Regions from separate parts of the Homo sapiens genome. Here region 1 is linked to region 2. The links are chromatin loops, found by intact Hi-C in ENCODE. Cell type or tissue: heart right ventricle. All regions are shown on one strand. Links, peaks and the distances in the headings refer to the core of each region. The heading gives the core; the rest is flanking DNA. Region 1 has its middle 110 kb from the start of MIR6078. Region 2 has its middle 18 kb from the start of MIR6078.

Region 1 (5,389 bases), core at 99-5,098, 130 kb before region 2:
ACAAGCCTTCTGATGCTGGAATCCATGTTTTTAGTTCTCTGCAGGGCTGCCCTTTCACTAAGGCTAATGGGTCAAGCTATCTAGAGAACTGAAGAAGACAAAAACGAAAACTGAAAATGGCTGCAATTTCTTGATTCCAAAATGTAATCAATTCAAATATTTAAAATCACTTTGAGGCTGGGGGCGGTGGCTCATACCTGTAATCCCAGCACTTTGGGAGGCTGAGGCAGGTGGATCACCTGAGGTCAGGAGTTTGAGACCAGCCTGGCCAACATGGTGAAATCCCATCTCTACTAAAAATAAAAAAATAAGCTGGGTATGGTGGCGGGGGCCTGTAATCCCAGCTACTCAGGAGGTTGAGGCAGGAGAATCGCTTGAACCCTGGAGGCAGAGATTGCAGTGAGCCGAGATCGCACCATTGTGCTCCAGCCTGAGTGACAAGAGCGAGACTCTGTCTCAAAAATAAAATAAAATAAAATAAAATAATAAAATAAAATAAAATAAAATAAAATCACTTTGATAATAGCCAATTATAGAAAAAAAATAAAACACTGAAATAATTTTATACATTTTTTTCTGGAAGGCAATAAAAATGTTTATCTAGACAATGTATACTGCATTCCTCTGCAAGACATAATCAATGTTCATTTAATAGTCTAGAGATTCTTCTGAGAGATGTTCAGTTTTTTGCAATTTTGCATATCTTCATGGGGACTTGTTGGTTTTGGTAACCTGTAGTCATAATCTTTAGGATTAACTGTATAATTTCAAGAATTATTCAAAATAATAGTCTTTTTTATATTTCCAGTTTGATCAAGACTGTAGATTTATTTATGTTTTCATTGAATTACATCAGGACAGAAGTTAATAACTTTTTCTTGGAAGACATTGGAAACTGTAGATGGATATTTAGCACCTAGTAATAGTCTCTCATGATGCATGAATCTGTTACAACAACCTCTCTGCATGTAACAATGGCATGATCTATTGGAGATATTTACAAATTAGTACTACATTCAATTGGTATGTAGAAGCACTGACTGTACAAATAATACATTTTTTGTCTCCATATATTATCATCTGTAATCATTTTGCAGACAAGTAAAAATGTTCTATCCAAATTTAATTTAAATTGCAACTTCATCCAAGTGCCACCAATGGAGATACCTCACATTGATGGCCAAGTGAATGGACGGCTCCCACGCCCAGATGAAAACAATGTCCCAGCAATGACAGGTCTGCCAGGACCTATCTTCTCCAATGACAGCTGTGGAGAGCACATGGTTTCTGACATTGACTATAAACCATGACTTGATTTCAGAGGCGTTAAAATATGAAGAAACCACATATTTAAAAATGATAGATGTGGTGAGAGAGGTCAGTGAGACAACCAGTTGCAAAGTATATACAGACAAATCAGTTTTTCTACATGTCAGCAATAAAAAATCATTATATTTTCCTTTGGTGTAGTTAGAAGATGTAGTGGAAATGATTATACTGTTGTAATATTTATGCTATGATAACAATCGCCTCACAATCACAAAAGTGCTTTGCAGTAAATTTACCAAGCAGCTTTCTAACATAAAAAGAGGGGCATCCCCTGAATTTTTCCCCTTTGTCAGGAACTGTGCTAAATGCTCCACAGAGATCATCTCAATTAATCCTAATGAGAACCCATGCAGGAGATGCACCACCTATGAGAAATGATAAAACTGAGGCTTAGAAAGAAGTTAATAAGCTGTGAAAATCATATATTCATGGAAAAGAAAAGACTGCCTTTGTTTTTTTGTTTTTGTTTTTTTTTTTTTTTTGTCAAGTGAAAGCACTCAAGTCTGTTTCTCTTTAATTCTGAAGTTCAAGCAAATTCTCCATAATTATATTGTTTCAATAAAGTATTTCATCTCAGAAAAAGTTGCCAGAAGAAGTTTCTTCAAAAGTTAACAGTCCGGGCACAGTGGCTCACGTCTGTAATCCCAGCACTTTGGGAGGGTGAGGTGGAGGGATCACCTGAGATCAGGAGTTTGAGACCAGCCTGGCCCACATGGTGAAACCCTATCTCTATGAAAAATACAAAAATTAGCCAGGCATGGTGGTGCACACCTGTAATCCCAGATGCTCCAGAGGCTGAGGCAGGAGAATTGCTTGAACCTGGGAGGCGGAGGTGGCAGTGAGCTGAGATCGCGCCACTGCACTCCAGCCTGGGCCACAAAGTGAGACTCTGTCTCAAAAAAAAAAAAAAAAAAGAAAGAAAAGAAAAGAAAAAGAAAAAAAGATAAAAAAAGTTAACAGAGGACCCTATTACTTGCTGGAAATGTTATTTTCAAATTTGGTTGAACTTTCTTAGCCATTACAGGAAAAAAGATTAAAGAAATCAAGTTTTGTTTTAATATTTTTCAAATACTTCTCTGAAACATGGTGAAACTGTTAGAACTTTATGAGACCATAAATCAGGATCAAAAGCCAATAAAGACCTTTTACATTTTTCTGTCTTCAAAATTAGGAGGGTTCCAGTTGCATCTTAAGAAATAATCTGAATTGGTTCATCATTCCATCATCTTTATGGCTAAATGTAACCAAGGCAAACAAAACACCACAATGTGGCACATATCCAGTGAAACTGCAGGCTTCAATGAGGATAATGCATCAATATCAAAACACAGAAAACTGATGAGGGGATGGCATAAAAATGGAACTCCCTAAAGTTAAATGGAAGAAGTTCCAGGGATCCCCTGAACTTTGTATTTTTAGTTTGAATGAGAAATCCCATTAAACTCTTGATGTTGTCATAATTGATTTTCTACGTTTTGTTTCTCAATTTCAGTCTATTCTCAAAATGTGGGATATTGGATTACATGTTTACCGACCGAGTTTGAATGCAAAACTATGTAGAAGAAAAACACCATTGAATTAGGAATCTGATAAGCAGCGGACATCATACATTGAGTGGTTTGAGAAACAAGGAAGTGCTTTCACTCTGTTACCTACCTGCTAGAGTCATTGCAGATCTTATCCAGTTAAATTGCTGCCAAAATTGCCACTTTCTCACACTATCAGCTGCCACTTTTGGCAATTACTGGAGTGATGATAAGTCTATAACTTCCTATAGAACTAGGATTCACCATAACCAGAACATCAACATCACCTTTAAAAACAAATTAAAATCGTCACACAACAAACTCCGAAGCTGGTTCTGTGAAAGGTGTCCTGGAGGTAGAACGTCCATGCTGTTCTCCTGTCCTCACAGCCTGCCTCTCAGGACTCCGTCTAATGCTGCTTGTTGTTACAGCCTAACAAGGAGAGTCTCTTGGGAATCAGCGAAAGCTCAAGGTTTGCATGTGACCAGCTCAATGACAGTGAACTGGGAAACCATTGGCGAAGGCACCCATGGGATACGGCACCCTGCAGAGACGAAGGCAAAAATGGAAACTGTCATCGATATTACAGAGGTGCTGTCTGACAGCCCTGGTATGTCATCATCATCTGGGTGTCCCCACCGCTGAACACAGGGTGAGATTCCCATGCCTTACTAAGGACTTCCTTTTTCTATGAACCTGGTGGGTTGCGATTCAGTCTCTAGGGGACAGGTGTCCATAGTACCAAAATACTGTCCTTATAACCACTGTTGAATTCCTCTGAGACAGGATTTCTGAGGCTGAGACCACTTTTCCAATAATCAGTCTATCTGAAACTAATGCAACTAATCAATTTCTTGCTTATACACAGGATTTTAAACGTCTTCCAGAATAGAAACAAGTGTCATTTATTCATTCGGTGAATATTTATGAGGCTCCTACTGTATGCCAAGCATCATCCTAGGCACTTTGGATTCCACTGGAGAACAAGATAGACAAAGATCTCTGCTCTTGTCGAATTGACTTTCTGGTAAGGTAGAAACAGAAAACAATCAATAAACACAATAAACAAGTAAATCATACAATATGTGAGAAGGTGATAAGTGCTAAGGCAAAAAAAAAAAAAGAGGAAAATAAATAAAGGTGGAAAAGAGGACTTAGAAATGTGAGAGCTTGATTCCTTGGAGATAGCAATACATAAGTAGGGTCTGAAGGGTAGAGCTTCCATTTCTGAGAGCATAACCTTCAGGCAAACCATCAAGATTTTAAATTCAATGGAATGCGAAGTTAAAATTTGACTGTATTCACCTCCTATGCCCAACCTCTGCATCCGACCTCAGGGAAATGCCAACTTCATTCTCATTGCATAAACAAGCAAAGAAGATAGAATTCTATTCAATCTCAAGGGGGATCTGCTCTGTTGCCTTCATATTTTTCTTATAAGGCAACAGGCTTATGTCATTTGAAAGAAATAGAAATTTAGACAATACACCACTGTAACAATCACTGAGATGGTAACTGCCCTTGGAGGAAAAATGAATGAGGACAAAAGCAGGGATTCCACTTGGAGGTCATGGGGCAGGTTTTCATGTTTGTCATAGGGCTGACTTTTCACACTGAGCCTCCAAATAAAAGTGGATTTGTATTTAAGAGAAAGTAAAAAAAGTAATGTTTCTTTCAGTGAATCTTGCACACATTCACACAATAGTTATATGCATATATGTATGTATGTGTATATATATATTTTTTTTTTAAATGGAGGGCACACCAAAATTTTATAAGAGAGTAATGGTAGGGTATATACATATATATGTGTGTGTGCGTGTGTGTGTGTATATATATATATTCAGGACTGTATATGCATATTCAGGACTATATACATATATTCAGGGCTATATATATATCTATATATTCAGGACATATATATATATAGTCCTGAAATAAATGAAATTTATCCCTTGGAATTAAAAAAACCTTAATAGAGGTGATGGTGGGGCATGTTTGACCATAGATTGAAGGAAATAGGCTGACAGGACAATCCGATGGGGCCAGGATTCTGCACGTCAGAATAAAGAACTACTCACTTATTTCACAGCTGACAAACTGAGGCCCTCAGTTCTTGCCTGAGCCCAACCTACACAAGGTCCCACATGGCATAAGCTGAGAGCTGTGAGGCAGTCGGGTGGTTCTTGAGCTTCCTGAACGGCATTGCTGGGTCAGCTCGTCACACTTTGAACCAACTGGTAATGAGACAATGAGCCCAGTGGACCTGGGAAATCTGTTACCGAGAACACAATGGGCAGCAGGAGCTTCCTGCTCAACACTGATTCTCCCGGTCCCTAATCCCGATGAGAGGGTGCAGAGGCAGGGGCAGAAAGAGGCTGCACACAGGTTGTAGCCCCGCCGAGGACAACCCCATCTGACATGGGCTCTGGTCACCCTGCCATCCTCCCCTCCATGGAGAGATGCTACCTGTAGCACACGGAGATGTAAGCACATCTTTTCTGGGAAGGAGAGGAGGTCTTTGTCTATGCTAT
Region 2 (5,389 bases), core at 330-5,329:
TTCTCAATAATTATTATTTTTTATAGGAGTTCCACTTTGGTGGGTCAGAAAAGACTATCTGATTGGATTATGCGGCAGGAACGATGACCTAGTTATCTTGCCTTGCAAAACCTTTCCCTGGGACGCTAGAACCCAGGCAAAAACACCTCCCTGGTGAGAACTCACTGGAATCACAGATGATGCTTGCAGGGAAACAGCTGCGGCTGGGTGGTCTGCTGACGGAGAACCCGTCTGAGGAAGACCGCCCCTCTTCCCAGCCCACAGGGCCTCTTCCTGACCACGCTCCTCCTTCCTTCTTCTGGTCTCTCTGAGGGGATCCCAGGCATTTCCTGCTGGCACTTCTGGAACAATCAGCTTGGTGGATTCAGGCCTTGAGGACTCAAAGCCTATGAGGGATTCAAAGGCTTTTCTTTGGGCTTGCTGTGTTTCCCACCATCCCTGCGACCCCCACAGAGGGGCGGCTGGCAGATTGAGAATGGGGGAAGGAAGGAGAGGAGACAGGGAAAACCGTTCCTAGTTAATATCTTAAAAAAAACAAAACAAAACAAAACAACAAACTATACCACCGTATCACCAATCCCAAATCCGACTTCTCTTCAGCTGAAACTTACCATGGTCTTATCTTCATACTAGTTTTCTTCATTTCTCTGAACTTCCCATGTTAGCTATTCTTAGATCACTTCCATTATTTCCTACCCCTCTGCTTCCAAAACTCCTTCTCTTCTTCTATCTTAGCTCTGCCCAAAGAGCTAATAGAGTGTATCTAATATATAATATAGTGTATATAGTATATAATATATGTATAAACCTGTGAACCCCAAAAATTTGAGACATGTCTCAGTTAATTTAGAAGGTTTATTTTGCCAAGGATGACGATGCGCACCCATGATACAGCCTCAGGAGGCCCTGATGACATGTGCTCAAGGGGTGGTCAGAGCACAGCTTGCTTTTATACATTTTAGGAAGAAATGAGACATTAATCAACATATGTAAAATGAACATTGGTTCAGTCCAGACAGGTGGGACTACTGGAAGTGAGGAGGGGGCTTTCAGGTCACAGGTAGGTGAGGGACAAATGGTTTTATTCTTTTGAGTGTTTGATTAGCCTTTTCAAAGGAGGCAATCAGATATGCATTTATCTCAATGAGCTGAGAGAATAGAAGGGAAAGCACCTTTGCCCTAAGCAATTCCCAGCTTGAATTATCCTTTTAGCTTAATGAGGGATAATTTGGGGGCCCAAGATATTTTTCTTTCACAAATAGTGTATATGTAAATACTATTATATATACAAATATTACATGTGTAAATATTATTACAATATATATAATATTTATAATATATGTAAATTTTGGTTGTCCTTTAAACATTTCTCTGGCTAACTACAATTTTAGGCAAAAAGATTCCTTTCCCATAAAGGTTATTAGATAAACACAACTGAAAAGTTACTCAGACACATACGTCAGTAAGCAAGACTGCTTACTTCAAATTATAATTAAGTAATAATAATAAAAGGGTTAAAATTAAAATAATAACAATAAAAGGGTTTCACATTCAGAAATATGATATTGTTTGAATGGATTTCTGGGAGTCATTTTAGCAAAATGGGCTCACCTTTTAAAGTAACTTGCTTTATCTGAGTGAAAAACATGCTCATGAGCAAAACCTACATCAAGACGCTTGTAACTTATTTGGGTAACAGCTTTGCCTAAACACATAGCTACTATCCTGATAAACATCTCTATTATTTAGTTAATATCACTATTAACAGAAAATATAGGGATTTGCAGTGGAACTACTTTTAGCTACTAAAAAGTTATTTGTGACATTTATAATTAGATACAAAGACAAAATTTAATTAACTTTAGCATAAAATGGGAGAACCAAGACCGGACTCCCTTAAATGCTAATACAGCATTTTCAAAGGAAAAGAAAACTTGACTAGGATGAGGAAACCCAAATTATTCCTCTTCTGTTTTTGTTTTCCTCAACCCATAAGATTACTGCTCATCTTTCTAGCTAGCTAACTGGTCCTCCGTATGACTTAAATATATTTTGATTAAATAATCAATGAGATTAAATGCTTCCATTGTGATTGAAGTTTTTCTTTTTTCTCTTTTAACTAAAATAATATAGAATTGACTTAGTCAAGGCTACTTAATTTCTTAGAACCACAGCAACTGGACATTTTTTAGCAGAACAGGATTTCCTTGTTTTTAAGAAAGCCACATACATCAAAAGGCTTATCCCCAAGCCAGGCTGCAGCCCTGTGGGCAGAGGCCAACCACGCACATGGCTGTATTAGGATTTGTTTTCAGGGATTCTTTCTGACTTTTCTTCTTTTGCTGGAGGAATGACTGAGATGCTTCAGGTTTTGCCCCAGGACGTCAAGTTCTCTCCCCGGGTTTTTTGGTTTGATTTTGATTCTGTTTCTGTTTTGTTCTGTGTTTGCTTTTCATGAAGGAAAAAGTAAATGCAACTTTAAGATGACTTTCTTCTTCTCAATGAAAAAGAAAATACTTCTCTGGCCTCTTTGGAATTTTCCCTTTCATTCTACCTTGGGCAGTGTGCACCAATGGGAAACTCTGGGGCTCTTACAAAGCTTGGTCATCGAGAAGCCAGGGCCCTGGGCATGGGGCTGGCAGGCCCACAGTGAGGTGCGGACTGTGTGATTACATCTTCAGAGGAAGTGGGTTTGTGTATCTTTGATTGACTCTGTGCCTTTTTCTTAGTATAATCTGAGTTCCAAGAAAACCAAGTTTTGATACTGCAGAAAGTCAGAGATAGCTTTATAATTAAAATCATATTTGAAAGAGAAGTCTCATTATTTTGGAATGGCTTGGCCTTAGCTTTTCTACTTCAACTCCAATCCTCTTTCCCCCAGTATCAAAGTGTGCTGTGATTAATAACCTTGTAAAACTAAACCCAAAAGTGGTGGCAAATGTCAAACATGTTGTTCAGTTTTTCTTTTAAAAAATAAGGTTAAAAACAGGATAGCCATTTTTTTCATTGCAGTATCAATAATCTTCTATATTCTAAGGAGAGTTAAGGCACCTACCATACACACCATTTTAATTTTCTTTAATCAGTGACTTCAGACTTGTTAAAATTATGTATCGTCATTAAATTTTTATGCTTAGAATATGGCCTTGTTAGAGTTAACTCGAAACATTTCCTGGAACCCTGGAGACAAAGCCTCCGTTTCCATTGCAGGACAACAGTGCCAGGCCCATTTTCTACATGAAGTCTCCTTCTGATTGCTTAAAAATTTTATTTCCAAGTGATAAGTATTTATCAGTGGAGAGGGAGTAGCTTTCCTGTCTCATGCACTGCAGTTTTTCTTACATTCATTATTCAAGTTCAAAACGTAATAGTAATTTACTGAATTAAGATCTCCTCTAAAATTCAGAATTACACAGAGGAGCCAGTGTGTTTTCTTTTGCAAGTGAAAATGGACTAAGCCCACTCTATGGGAGGCACTGTGTGGGGTTGTGAGCACGGGTGATGGGGAAACCCTGTCCTCATAGCTGCTTCCAGAAGAGGCAGGTGCACAGGCAAACACAGGGTGAAGAAAAGATGTGGCAGGAAAGAGAAAAAAATTCTTAATGTAGCCTTGAGCACACACGTAGGACAGTCACATCTGGGTGTAACACCTCTTAAATCCTGAACCAAGAGTATTGTAGATGCTAGAGAGCAAAAGGACTATGTATGTTTAAATTTGTTACTAACAAAAATTGCTGTGATTAAAAACTAATAATGTTGGCCGGGCGCGGTGGCTCACGCCTGTAATCCCAGAACTTTGGGAGGCCGAGGCAGGCAGATCACGAGGTCAGGAGATCGAGACCATCCTGGCCAACATGGTGAAACCATGTCTCTACTAAAAATACAAAAATTAGCTGGGGGTGGTGGTGCGTGCTTGTAATCCCAGCTATTCAGGAGGCTGAGGCAGGAGAATCACTTGTCCAAGGAGTCAGAGGTTGCAGTGAGTACAGATCAATGCCACTGCACTCCAGCCTGGAGACAGAGCTATACTCTGTTTCAAAAAAAAAAATGTTATCTTACTGTTACCCAGAAGAAAAAAGTGCAAGACGAAGAAGAGCCACATTTTTTCAACACAAACTTTAAAATTTTTCAAAGTCATAGCCACCATCAAATATGGAGTATTTACTGATTTACTGACAAAATCATTATTTTAAACCTTCAATTTACCATTTATCTTTTCCTTGACCACTCGGACAGAAGCAGCGAAAACGTGAAATCTTGGCTAGATGATGATAAAACCATCCTTAGGATTAAAAGTCATATTCATTAAATCCAGAGGCAAGAAATTTCATGCATAAATATGTCATATTTAGTTGATCATTGGAAAAGTGCTAGAAATATTGTCTCCTCACCCTAACAAAATAGTGGAAGGCATAAAATTTACTTGAACCTTTAACCCTAGCCAATATCTGACACAAAATGCAAACTTAAGAGCAGCCTATTGCTTTCTTGTAGCTTATAAAACTGCCAACATTTGGTAGCTAATTTCTGGCTTTTATTTTTAAGACCAAAGGTCTGGATTTCAGTGATGGAACAAGGGCACACAGGATGAAGAGAACAGGGTACCCTGGGTGGGAGGGAATACTCTCCACATTATCTTTTGCTGGGAATCCTCGGTTGCTTTTGTAACTGCCCAATGGGTTCACCCTGCCCATTGCCTAGACAGAGTCGATTTATCCACACAGGGGAATGGCAATGGCAAAAGAGTGATTCACGCAGAGCCCGCCTTGTGGGAGGCCGGAGTTTTACTATTACTCAAATCAGTCTCCCTGAGCATTCGGGGATCAGAATTTTTAAAGATAATTTGGTGAGTAGGGGCTTGGGAAGTGGGGAGTGCTGATTGCTCAGGTTGGAGATGGAATCATAGAGGGTCATAGTGAGGTTTTCTTGCTGTCTTCTGTTCCTGGGTGGGGTGGCAGAACTGGTTGGGCCAGATGACTGTTCTGGGTGGTGTCAGCTGATCCATGGAGGTGCAGGATCTGCAACATATCTCAAGCACTGATTATAGGTTTTACAATAGTGATGTTATCCCCAGGAGCAATTCGAGGAGGTTCAGAGTCTTGGAGCCAGAGGCTGCATGACCCCTATATTGTAATTTCTAACCTTGTAGCTAATTTGTTAGTCCTGCAGAGGCAGACTGGTCCCCAGGCAAGAAGGGGTTCTTTTCTGGAAAGGGCTGTTATCAATTATGTTTCAGAGTCAAACCATGAACTGAATTCCTTCCCAAAGTTAGTTCGGCCTACGCCGAGGAATGAACAAGGACAGCTTAAGGGTTAGAAGCAAGATAGGGTCGGTTAGGTCTGATTCCTTGGACTGTCATAATTTCCTCAGTTATTTTGCAAAGGTGGTT

What was found. Peaks named below come from ENCODE experiments on the same cell type or tissue, not always from the same donor. Only the 100,000 strongest peaks of a DNase experiment are listed, where the experiment ranks them.
Region 1: a loop joins it to region 2, with 28 times the contacts of the local background. A loop is called at or near these places in 1 of 110 quality-filtered maps.

The regions. Positions count from the first base shown.
Region 1 is chr10:4,096,563-4,101,951 of GRCh38, reverse strand. No RefSeq gene overlaps it. Among named protein-coding and RNA genes, the nearest start is that of MIR6078, 110 kb to the right of the region's middle. RefSeq lists an enhancer at 2,903-4,102. In heart right ventricle, for the core only: no CTCF peak of the experiment used is centred there; no DNase peak of the experiment used is centred there.
Region 2 is chr10:3,970,104-3,975,492 of GRCh38, reverse strand. No RefSeq gene overlaps it. Among named protein-coding and RNA genes, the nearest start is that of MIR6078, 18 kb to the left of the region's middle. In heart right ventricle, for the core only: no CTCF peak of the experiment used is centred there; no DNase peak of the experiment used is centred there; H3K27ac peaks cover 1,392 bases.